2 separate regions of the Homo sapiens genome follow, and region 2 is linked to region 1. The links are chromatin loops, found by intact Hi-C in ENCODE. Cell type or tissue: CD14-positive monocyte. All regions are shown on one strand.

The links. Peaks named below come from ENCODE experiments on the same cell type or tissue, not always from the same donor. Only the 100,000 strongest peaks of a DNase experiment are listed, where the experiment ranks them.
Region 2: a loop joins it to region 1, with 2.1 times the contacts of the local background. A loop is called at or near these places in 4 of 110 quality-filtered maps.

What each region holds. Positions count from the first base shown.
Region 1 is chr11:77,404,955-77,409,954 of GRCh38, forward strand. All of the region lies in intron 1 of PAK1 (p21 (RAC1) activated kinase 1), which reads right to left. Among named protein-coding and RNA genes, the nearest start is that of PAK1, 67 kb to the right of the region's middle. In CD14-positive monocyte, no CTCF peak of the experiment used is centred here; DNase peaks (open chromatin) are centred at 2,857 and 4,417; H3K4me3 peaks cover 2,509 bases; H3K27ac peaks cover 4,478 bases.
Region 2 is chr11:77,446,762-77,451,761 of GRCh38, forward strand. The region is part of intron 1 of PAK1 (p21 (RAC1) activated kinase 1); the gene reads right to left. Among named protein-coding and RNA genes, the nearest start is that of PAK1, 25 kb to the right of the region's middle. RefSeq lists enhancers at 1,954-2,724, 2,304-2,733. In CD14-positive monocyte, no CTCF peak of the experiment used is centred here; DNase peaks (open chromatin) are centred at 400, 1,520 and 2,420; H3K4me3 peaks cover 1,282 bases; H3K27ac peaks cover 2,882 bases.

The sequences.
Region 1 (5,000 bases):
TCAAGTCCACGTGTATGTGTGAATATGAGGGGGAGGCGCATGCATGGGGCATGGTACATAAAAGAAGATAATCAAGACAGGCTTCTCTGAGAAACAGTTACTTAAGACCTCATTTAAATGAGACAGCAAATCATAGTAATATCTGGAAAAGCATTTTAAGCGAAGGAGTAATAAGTACAAATGTCTTAGATGAGAATACACTGGGCATGTAGGACAGCAAAAAGACTGGCAAGACTAAAGTTGAGTAAACAAAGAGAAATATGGTAAGCGACTGGGATCAGAGATGTAACCAGAGGTCAGACAGTGTGGAACTTTATAGGCCACAATAAATTTGGCTTTTCAGCAAGTGTGGAAAGACACTGAAGGGTTTTGAGCACTGATCTGATTTATGTTTTTAAACAGACCACTCTAGCAGCAGAGGAGAACAGGCTGCAGGGGAACAATGCAGAAGTGGAGAGACCATTAGGGAGTTATTGCAATAATCCAGGTGAAAACTAATGGTGGCTTAGATGATTGGCAATAGGGGGAGAGAAGTAATTCAAAGGCAGATACATTTTGAAGGTAGAGTCAAATGAGTTAAAGATTAGATACAGCATGTGATTAAAAAAAAAAAGAAAAATTAAGATGGTATCTAAATTTCTGGACTGATCTGAGAAATACTGGGTGAATGTAAACAAGTTTTGGCATCTCCTATTCAAAGACAGACAGACAGACAGACAGACACACACACACACACACACACACACACACACACACACACCCTTCCCTTGACACCCACATCCTCCTCCAAATACCACTTATTTCTCTGCTCCCCTTCATAGCAAAACTTCTCAGAACTGTCTACTTAAACTATCTCCACTTCCTCCCCTTCTGTCTGCCAACTAACAATCTACCATTTCATCAAAAGCAGTCTTGTCAAGATTATCAATTATCCCCATCTTGCCAAATCAAATCCTTATTTTTCTGTCCTCACGTTACTCAGTATCTTGGCAGCATTAAACGCAATTGACCTCTCTTCTCTTTCAAATACTCTACTTTCCTGTCTTCTAGGGAAGTACACTCACTTGGCTTTCCTTCCATCTTTCTGTCTACTCCTACCTCGTTTGCAGAATCCTCCTTCTCCAGCTATCATCCACACATCCAAGGCTTGGGACCTTCCTTGCTCGGAACCTTCCTTACTGATACACTACACTTTTCCCAAGATTATTTCCTCCATTCTCATGGCTTTACATATTATTAATACGTTGATAATGCCCAAGTTTTGATCTCTAGACCAAACAGCTTTCTTCAGCCTAAAAACCATCTATTAGACAACTCCACCTGCGTTTCTCATCAGTACCTCAAATCTAACAAGACCAAACGGAACTCTTGGTTTTCACAGCATCATCATGAGTTGTAATTATATTTGTTTACTTATTATATATCTCCCTCAATAAGTGATAAGCTTTGTAAAGGAGCAACGATATGCTTTTGTAAGTCTGCTGTGCTTACCAAAGTATACTCAGCAACTAAATAGGACTTGGCAAGAGTAAGCACTCAAAGCCAGGTGCAGTGGCTCATGCCTGTAATCCCAGCACTTTGGGGAGGCTGAGGTGGGTGGATCACTAGAGCTCAGGAGTTTGAGATCTGCCTGGGCAATGTGGTGAAACCCTGTCTCTACAAAAAATACAAAAGCTAGCCAGGTGTGGTGGCAGGCACCGGTAGTCCCAGCTACTCAAGAGGCTGAGGTGGGAGGATTGCTTGAGCCAAAAGGTCAAGACTGCAGTGAGTGAGCTGAGATTGCTCCACTACACTCCAGGCTGGGCAACAGACAGAGATACGATTTCAAAGGAAAAAAAAGAGTAGACACCCAGTATCAACACCAAGATTTACTAGACCCTGTCCCTGCCCTCAAAAATCTCACAGACTAATGGGAAAGGCAGATACATTAACCACAATAACAATACAATATGGTAACTGGCACTATTGATTGGTGAGAGGAAAGACATAGGTGCTGCATGAATCCAGAAGAGGGGCCCTTAACAGCCTAGGAGTCAGGGGACTTGTAGAATAAGTATAGCTATTACGTGCCTACTATATAATTATTATTATTTTTTTATATGATTATTTTTAAGCTTTATAATAACCCTTCAAAGTAGGTATGAATATCTTCCATTTTTATACATGAAGCTTAAAAAGATTAAAAATCAGGTAACAGTAAGTGGTAGAACCAGGATTTGAACTGAAGTCAATCTACTTTTAAGTCCCCCTTCCCCTTTTTGTGTTACATCATAAGAAGTCACTAAAAGTATCTTTTATAATTGCCACCTACTATCTGTTCGACCTTAAATAAAGCACATACTTCGTGGTTTTTGTTTGACCATGGAACTAAATTACCAGTCCTAAAGCCCTATCTACCCCACTCCTTTTCCTTTACTCACGGAGGATTGAGGTTCAATCCTCTCCTATTAGTCTGTGAGTTTTTCGAGGGCAGAGAAAGGGTCTAGTAAATCTTGGTGTCTATACTGAGTGCCTATTCTTGCCTGTCAGTGGCAACCCTAGGCTTTCAGGCTATAGCATCTGAGCAATTTTTCACGGCTTGAAAATGCACTCGGGAACAACCACAATGATATCTATATAGCACTTTACAAAGCATTTTCACGCATTCATTATTTCATCTGATCCTCACCAACCCTATGAGGTGTTAAATCCCTATTCTATAGAGGCCAGTGGAAGCGAAAATGCCTAGCCTAGCTGCATCTGGTCTCTGGACTCTGCAACCCGCCAGAAATTGAATTTAAGTAAATGGAACAGGGAGGAAAGGAAGGAAGAGATCAAATGACTCAGAGAGGGAGCTCAGCATATAGTCACCCAAGTGGCCTCGAGCCAGAAGTTAACAGGGACGAAGTCTGTTTCCCTTCCAAGGTAATGAGTGTTTGTTTGGCTATGGCACAGTGACCTGCCACATGGGATTGTTCTTTTTTTCATGTCAGCAGTACCTAGAGTCTAGCCCCAAAAGTAGGCAGAAAAGAGGATATAGGAAAACTCTTTGTACACTGTATGTATACACAAACTCAGGAGATAACAGGGTATAAGAGAATAGATATCACCTTCAGAGAAGACTTAAGTTTAGGTCCTAGCTCTGCCACTGTCTTGCTAAATCAAAAGTGCCCTCTTCTGCATTATCACAGCCCCTTGTGCTTCCTTCTACAATACTTACCACATGAGCGTCCACATTCCTTGATCTGCATTTGAGAGCAACAACTGAGGCCAGTTTCAATTTTTGTATCGCCACCAACCTAGTACCATAATTAGCATAGAGTAGATGGTTCAGAAATATTTGATAATGGATGGATGCAATATTCAAAGCTCTGTGAATATTGTACATACATATATACACACACACATATATACATACACACACATACACACGATCGTACGTACCATTGCACTCTAGCCTGAGCAAAACAGCAAGATCCTGTCTCAAGAAAAGAAAAAGAAAAAGACAGGCAATAATAGATGCTGGCAAGGATGGGGAGAAAGAGGAACCCTCATGTTGTTGACAAAAATGTAAATTAGTAGAGCCACTATGGAGAAATACACACACACACACACACACACACACACACACACACACTCCACATTCTGACAGTGAGTGCCAATAAAACAGTAATCTTGTCGTTCTCATCTCTGCTTTCCCTCTAACTCCCCCACTTTAAGGACAGTGCTCACAAAAATTCCGTTGATTAACGAAGTGGAGACAACCCACAAAATGGGAGAAAATATTTGTAAGCTATCCATCTGACAAAGGATTAATAACGAGAATATATAAGGCGCTCAAACAACTTAATAGCAAAAAAAACAAGTAATCCAATTTAAAAACTGGCAAAGATCTGAACGGACATTTTTCGTAACAAGAGATACAAATAACCAACAGGTACATGAAAAAAATGCTCAACATCACTAACATCAGAGAAATACAAATCAAAACCATAATGTGATATCATCTCACTCCAGTTAAAATGGCTTGTATCAAAAAGACAGGCAAAGGCTGGGCACGATGGCTCATGCCTGTAATCCCAACACTTTGGGAGGGCAAGGCAGGCAGATCACTTGAGCCCAGGAGTTCACAACCACTCTGGGCAACATAAGGAGACCACACTTCTAAAAAAAAAAAATTTTTTTTTTATTAGCCAGGCATGCTGACATGTGCCTGCAGTCCCAACTACTTCAGAGGTTGAGGTAGGAGACTGCTTGAGCCTAGGAGGTTGAAGCTGCAGTAGGCCATGATCGTACCATTGCACTCCAGCCTGGGCAACAGAGCAAGACCCTGTCTCAAGAAAAGAAAAAGAAAAAGACAGGCAATAACAGATGCTGGCAAGGATGGGGAGAAAGAGGAACCCTCATATGCTGTTGGTGAAAATGTAAATTAGTAGAGCCACTATGGAGAATAGCATGGAGGTTCCTCAGAAACTAAACATAGAACTATCATGATTCAGCAATTCCATTACTGAGTATATATCTAAAAGAAAGCAAATCAATATATGAAAGATATCACACTCCCATGAATCCTGTAGCACTATTCATAATAGCCAAAATGAAAATGTGTATATACACAATATATATTTGTGTATATATGTATATATACACACAACGGAATATTATTCAGCCATAAAAAAGAATAAAATCCTGTCATTTGCAGCAACATGGATGACACTGGATACCATTTTTTCAGGTAAAAAAAAAGCCAGGTACAGGAAGACAAATATCACATGTTCTCACTCATATGTAGGAGGTAAAAAAAGTAGATCTCATGATGATACAGAGTAGACTGGTGGTTACCAAAGGCCAGGAAAGGGAGTGAGGAGGATGAAGGGGGAAAAAAAGATATAAATGTACTTACTGAAACTGAACTGTACACTTAAACATGATAAACATGGTAAATTCTTTCAAAATTTTTAACTAAAAAAAAATTTGCTGAGTAGAAATCAGTTCAAAAAGCCAGTCATCAAAGGGGAAGA
Region 2 (5,000 bases), 42 kb after region 1:
CACTCTAAAATGATGGTAAAGCTATAAAAGAGGTATGAACCTCAACAATAAAGAGAATGGGTGAGGGGACATCAGACGGTAAGAGATTTCAAAAACTGTTTAGAATAATAGTGAATAGGGGAGCTGTGACAAAAAGAAAAAAAAAAAACAAAAAAGGAGAGCAAAAGAAGCTGTAATCTAGAGCCTTGCATAGTCCCTGAGCAGCAAAGATGTGTGGTCCCTGTACAACAGGATCCCTTCACCTGGAAAGAATCACTGGATTAAAACACATAAAGACATAGGAAGTATAAATCATTTACCCAAAACCACACAGAGATAAGAAGAGCTAGATCCTATTTTTGTTACCTTTCTATAACACATCCGCTATTAGCCAACTTAAAAGAATATAGGATGAATCAGCAGCCCATGCCACAAAACAAGGAGGCAGAGGTGTTTCCCAGGGTCTACATTTTGGCCTTCTTTACCAACTCCAAAAAGGTCCTTTGTGTTTGGGCTCTCCCTGGTGAGAACCTGTTCAAATAGTTGGGATAAGAATCCCATTATTCCCATTGTCTGATTCTATAGCTCTGAAAGGTAGGTTACCAGCACCTAACAAAAATAGGACAAAACTTGGAGGCGAAAGATTTCATAAGCACTAACACTGTTTCAAGTCAAAGCTGAGCTCATCTATCTTGCCCGTGGTAGTGTGAGAGAAGCAGCTTTTCATCCCTTTTTAGAACAGAACATGTCCAAAGGTAGGTGTTGTTATATCTGCTAACAAGATGAAACAGATTCTTTTTTTTTTTTTCAGGGGAAGTCTCGCGCTCAGGCTGGAGTGCAGTGGCACGATCTCAGCTCACTGCAACCTCCACCTCCCGGGTTCAAGCGATTCTCCTGCCTCAGCCTCCCAAGTAGCTGGGATTACAGGCGCCCACCACCACGCCCAGCTAATTTTTGTATTTTTAGTAGAGACGGGGGTTTCATCATGTTGGCCGGACTGGTCTCAAACTCCTGATCTCAGGTGATCCGCCCACCTCAGCCTCCCAAAGTGCTGGGATTACAGGCGTGAGCCACCATGCCCAGCCAAAATAGATTCATTTTAAAATGCCAAATTACAGAATTGCCTACAGTTGCAATTAAGGCATTAATAACTCTAGGGCTATTTCTTAATACACAATTATGAGAGTACCACAGCTATTTGCTCCTCATTCCACCACACTCCCATTTGAACTCTAGTCCATCACTGCATTAAACACATCTACATACTCAATTTGTGTGTTTTTGATGTGCACAGAAAGAATACTGAATTAGGAGTCAGAAGAATAGTTCCAAACACAACTCAAGCTTTGGAATCAGCAAGCTTGGGTTTGAATCCCAATTCTGTCTGAGTTACCAGCTGTGAGATCAGAAATTAATCATTTAATCTCTCTGGACCTCAATTACCTCATATGTAAAATGGGAGACTCATATGGGAAAAAATGGAAAAATATGTCAGAGACCTGTTGTGAGGATTGGGAATATTTATTAGGCAACTTGCACAGCAGTAAGTTACTCAATGCGTGGTACTTTCCTCTTTTATTGACCACCTGGTATTTGCTACGTATTTCTAACCTTGGAAGGGTTGTTTTGAAGAAGTGTTTAAGGAGAGGTAGAATATACAAATTACATTAATTACAATACAGTACAACACAAAATATAACACAGTACAAATATAATATAAGAAATGATGTCATAGCCATTACAACAGAGTAACACATAAACACTGAAGGAAGAAATACTAATTCTGCCTGGCACAGGAGGACAATGTCAGAGAAGGCATCAGAGACAGATATTTGAACTTGGTCTTGAAGGTTGTTGAGTGTAAGGACAGCAAGCAAAGGAAAACATGTTAAACAAACAAAATGCTATGAGACCCAAGTTAAGGGAACATGAGAAAGAATGTTTGGCTTATTTCAGCAATAGTGTGAAAACTTACAAAGAAGTGATAGGTTATACAGAACCAGAAATAAGATTAGCATGAGGAAGGGACTACCCATGGGAAGTTTTTTGTGGAAAGCAAAGTGGTATAATAGGCAAAAAGAGGTAGTCATTTGAGAAACTCTTGAAACTATTTAGCTGGAGAAGAACAGTAATAAAATCACTATTGTGATTATAAAGAATTGTCATGTGGAGGAAAGGTTGAATTCATTTTGTCTGACCCAAGGGACAGATTTAAGAAGGTGGATAGAAATTAAAAAATGATATTATACAAAAATGGCTAAGGAATATTAATGATATACAGGGTGAGTGTTTGAAATTTAAAAGAAAATGTCCCTCCTGTACGTTTTGAAATTAACCCAGAAAGCTCGAAAGAGAAACTCCTTCAATCTTAGCCTGGGCTAAGAACCCCAGGCTTTCTCTTCCTCTTTGGGGACAAGACTTGACTTGATGGGCCTTTGGTGCAACCAGGTTTGAGGAAGGTGCTTCCACCACTTCCTGAGGCCTTACACAATTCAATTCAACCTCAAAAGGGAACACTAGCCCACACAGAAACAGCTTAAAAAGAAAACTAAAGAAGGCAACGACTTTAAAGGAAACTAGGCAGTGCGCTTAAAGAGAAAAGGGCAATGGGAACAACATGAACATCAGAGGCATCAACTATCTGTTCTCATGTTAATGAAGGAAGGAAGAGCAGCAAGACCATTCAGTTCAACATCTCACTGTACACATAGAGAAACTGAAGCCCAGAAAGGGGATAGGGCAGGTAAAGCCAGGCATGAAAACAACTTAACATAAAACGTTAGAGTTCAGGCAGACTCTTTTATCATCTCACTTTTCCTCAAAATAACACAGTGAAGGAGGTGTTATTTTCCCAATGAGACACGAAGATCTTTAAAGCATTACAATGTTTGTGTTAGTTTTCCTTATGGGTTGCTGGAATGAATAATGCTTTCCTTTTCAATCCTATAGGTAAAAAAAAAAAAAAAAAAAAAATCACCCTAAGGACTGGAGCTTCTCCAGGGAAATAATGTGGACTAGGAAACAGTTTCTCAATACCCTCACCCCAATTCCCCTATTCTATCTAGGACTTTCCAATGTATTACATATTCAATTTTTTAAAAATTCTGTTTTAGCCCCTGTGCTGAGAACAGGGAGCAAAAATTCAATCAGACATGCATCTTCAAGGAGCTTCCCATTCTGAAAGCATAGACAAGCATGACAATCAATGATTATCTTTTAGTCATGAAGACTTGGTTTCAAATCCTGGGTCTGCCCTTTACTAGCTAAGGCAAGTCATTTCCTTTCATCTAAACTTCAGACTCCTTTTCTGCGAAATTGAAGGCAATACCCTCAGTCTAACTCAAAGTATTAACTTGTGAGTATTTGGAAAGATAATTATTTAAAGCACCCAGCAGAATGTCTGATCCACAGTATATATGCTCAGAAGGTATTTACTGAATTAATGGCTTACATAAAAGTATCAATTCTAGGGGTAGAGTTGGGAAGAAAGAACATCCCAGCATTATGTTTTCTCATAACCCTGGACCCACTGAGAGAATGATGTTTACCTGATCATGTGGGTTTCATGCTCCCCAACTCTTGTGCATTAAAGCCACAAATACCACCCCAGCATTAAAAACCCGAAAGAACCTGGCAGGTCCCACACAATGACTAGGGATGAAGGAAATAGCTGTCTGGCCTGACCATATTTGCAAAGGGAAGTAGGCAGCAGAGCAAGGCCTAAAAAACCCAAGACCTGAAATCCTGCAAATCCTTATGATTAAAGACTAGAAAATCCTTGTTAAATACAAATATCTCTGCAAGGTGAAGCTGGGGTGAAGAATTAGGAGCCATTAGGGATTTATGGAACTCTATGGGCCACAGAAGTTCTCCACTTTAGATAGATATTATTTCAAAAAAATACATTGGCATATCTACTGTGGGTCAGGTGTTGAAACAGCAGAGGACTTAGACATGGTTCCAGTTTTTGAGACACTTAGAATAACAGAGACAGAGATCACAATGAAAAATGGTTTCACCACTAAGGTCCTGACATACTGCTATTCAGTGGGCTGCAACTGCCTGCAGAAGTGACCCAAGTTTCCCAGTTACCAAGTTTCCTCCTCCTCTTTTTCAATCCATTTACCACAAAACCTGCCATCTCTAGAGGCCCTTCTCTGGGCAGAAGAGCTTGCCTATGTGCCACAGGAGTTTAGAATGGAAATCTGACTAACAGCAAAGCTCATACCTTACACCACCTATAGCCTCTGGAATCAAACTCCACAAAACACTTTAAAACCACAGAACAAGAAGTTCTGATGTATTTATTTTAAGACTTTAGGGAAACCATTTGAGAAGACAGAACTAAGTCTTCTGAGAATATCTCAAACATTTACTGACTACCTATTATGTTCCAGCCACCACTTTGATTCTTTATAATGGGGTTCAAGACATGCTACCCCAAAATATGACATCTTAGCATATGAGAAAACAGCAGACGCAAGAAAGTATTCTCACTCTCAGCTTCCCCTCACCCTTCTCCCCTGAAGCAGGTAATCAGATCCTCATTCAAGAGGTACCCTCCTTATTCCCAGAGGAAAGCCTCATTTTTCTCTGAAGACACAGGGACATACAGAAAAATCTGAACAAACCAGCCTTGCTAAGTTCCCTCCAACCCTGATCCTATTACCATTACATCATACCGCCTTTGTCCAATCATATTTCTCCAAGACTACCCACTTCTTCCATCAAACCTAAACATAAAAATACACAAGTTTGCCTGTTTCTTTGCATCCTCATTTCCTTATGAAGGCTCCTATGTCATGTAAAACTTGTATTAAATATATTTGCTTGCTTTTCTCTCGTTAATGTCTTTTGTTTTTTTTTGTTTTTTTTTTGAGACGGCGTCTTGCTCTGTCGCCCAGGCTGGAGTGCAGTGGCACGATTTCTGCTCACTGCAAGCTCCGCCTCCTGGGTTCATGCCATTCTCCTGCCTCAGCCTCCCGAGTAGCTGGGACTACAGGCGCCACCACCACGCCCGG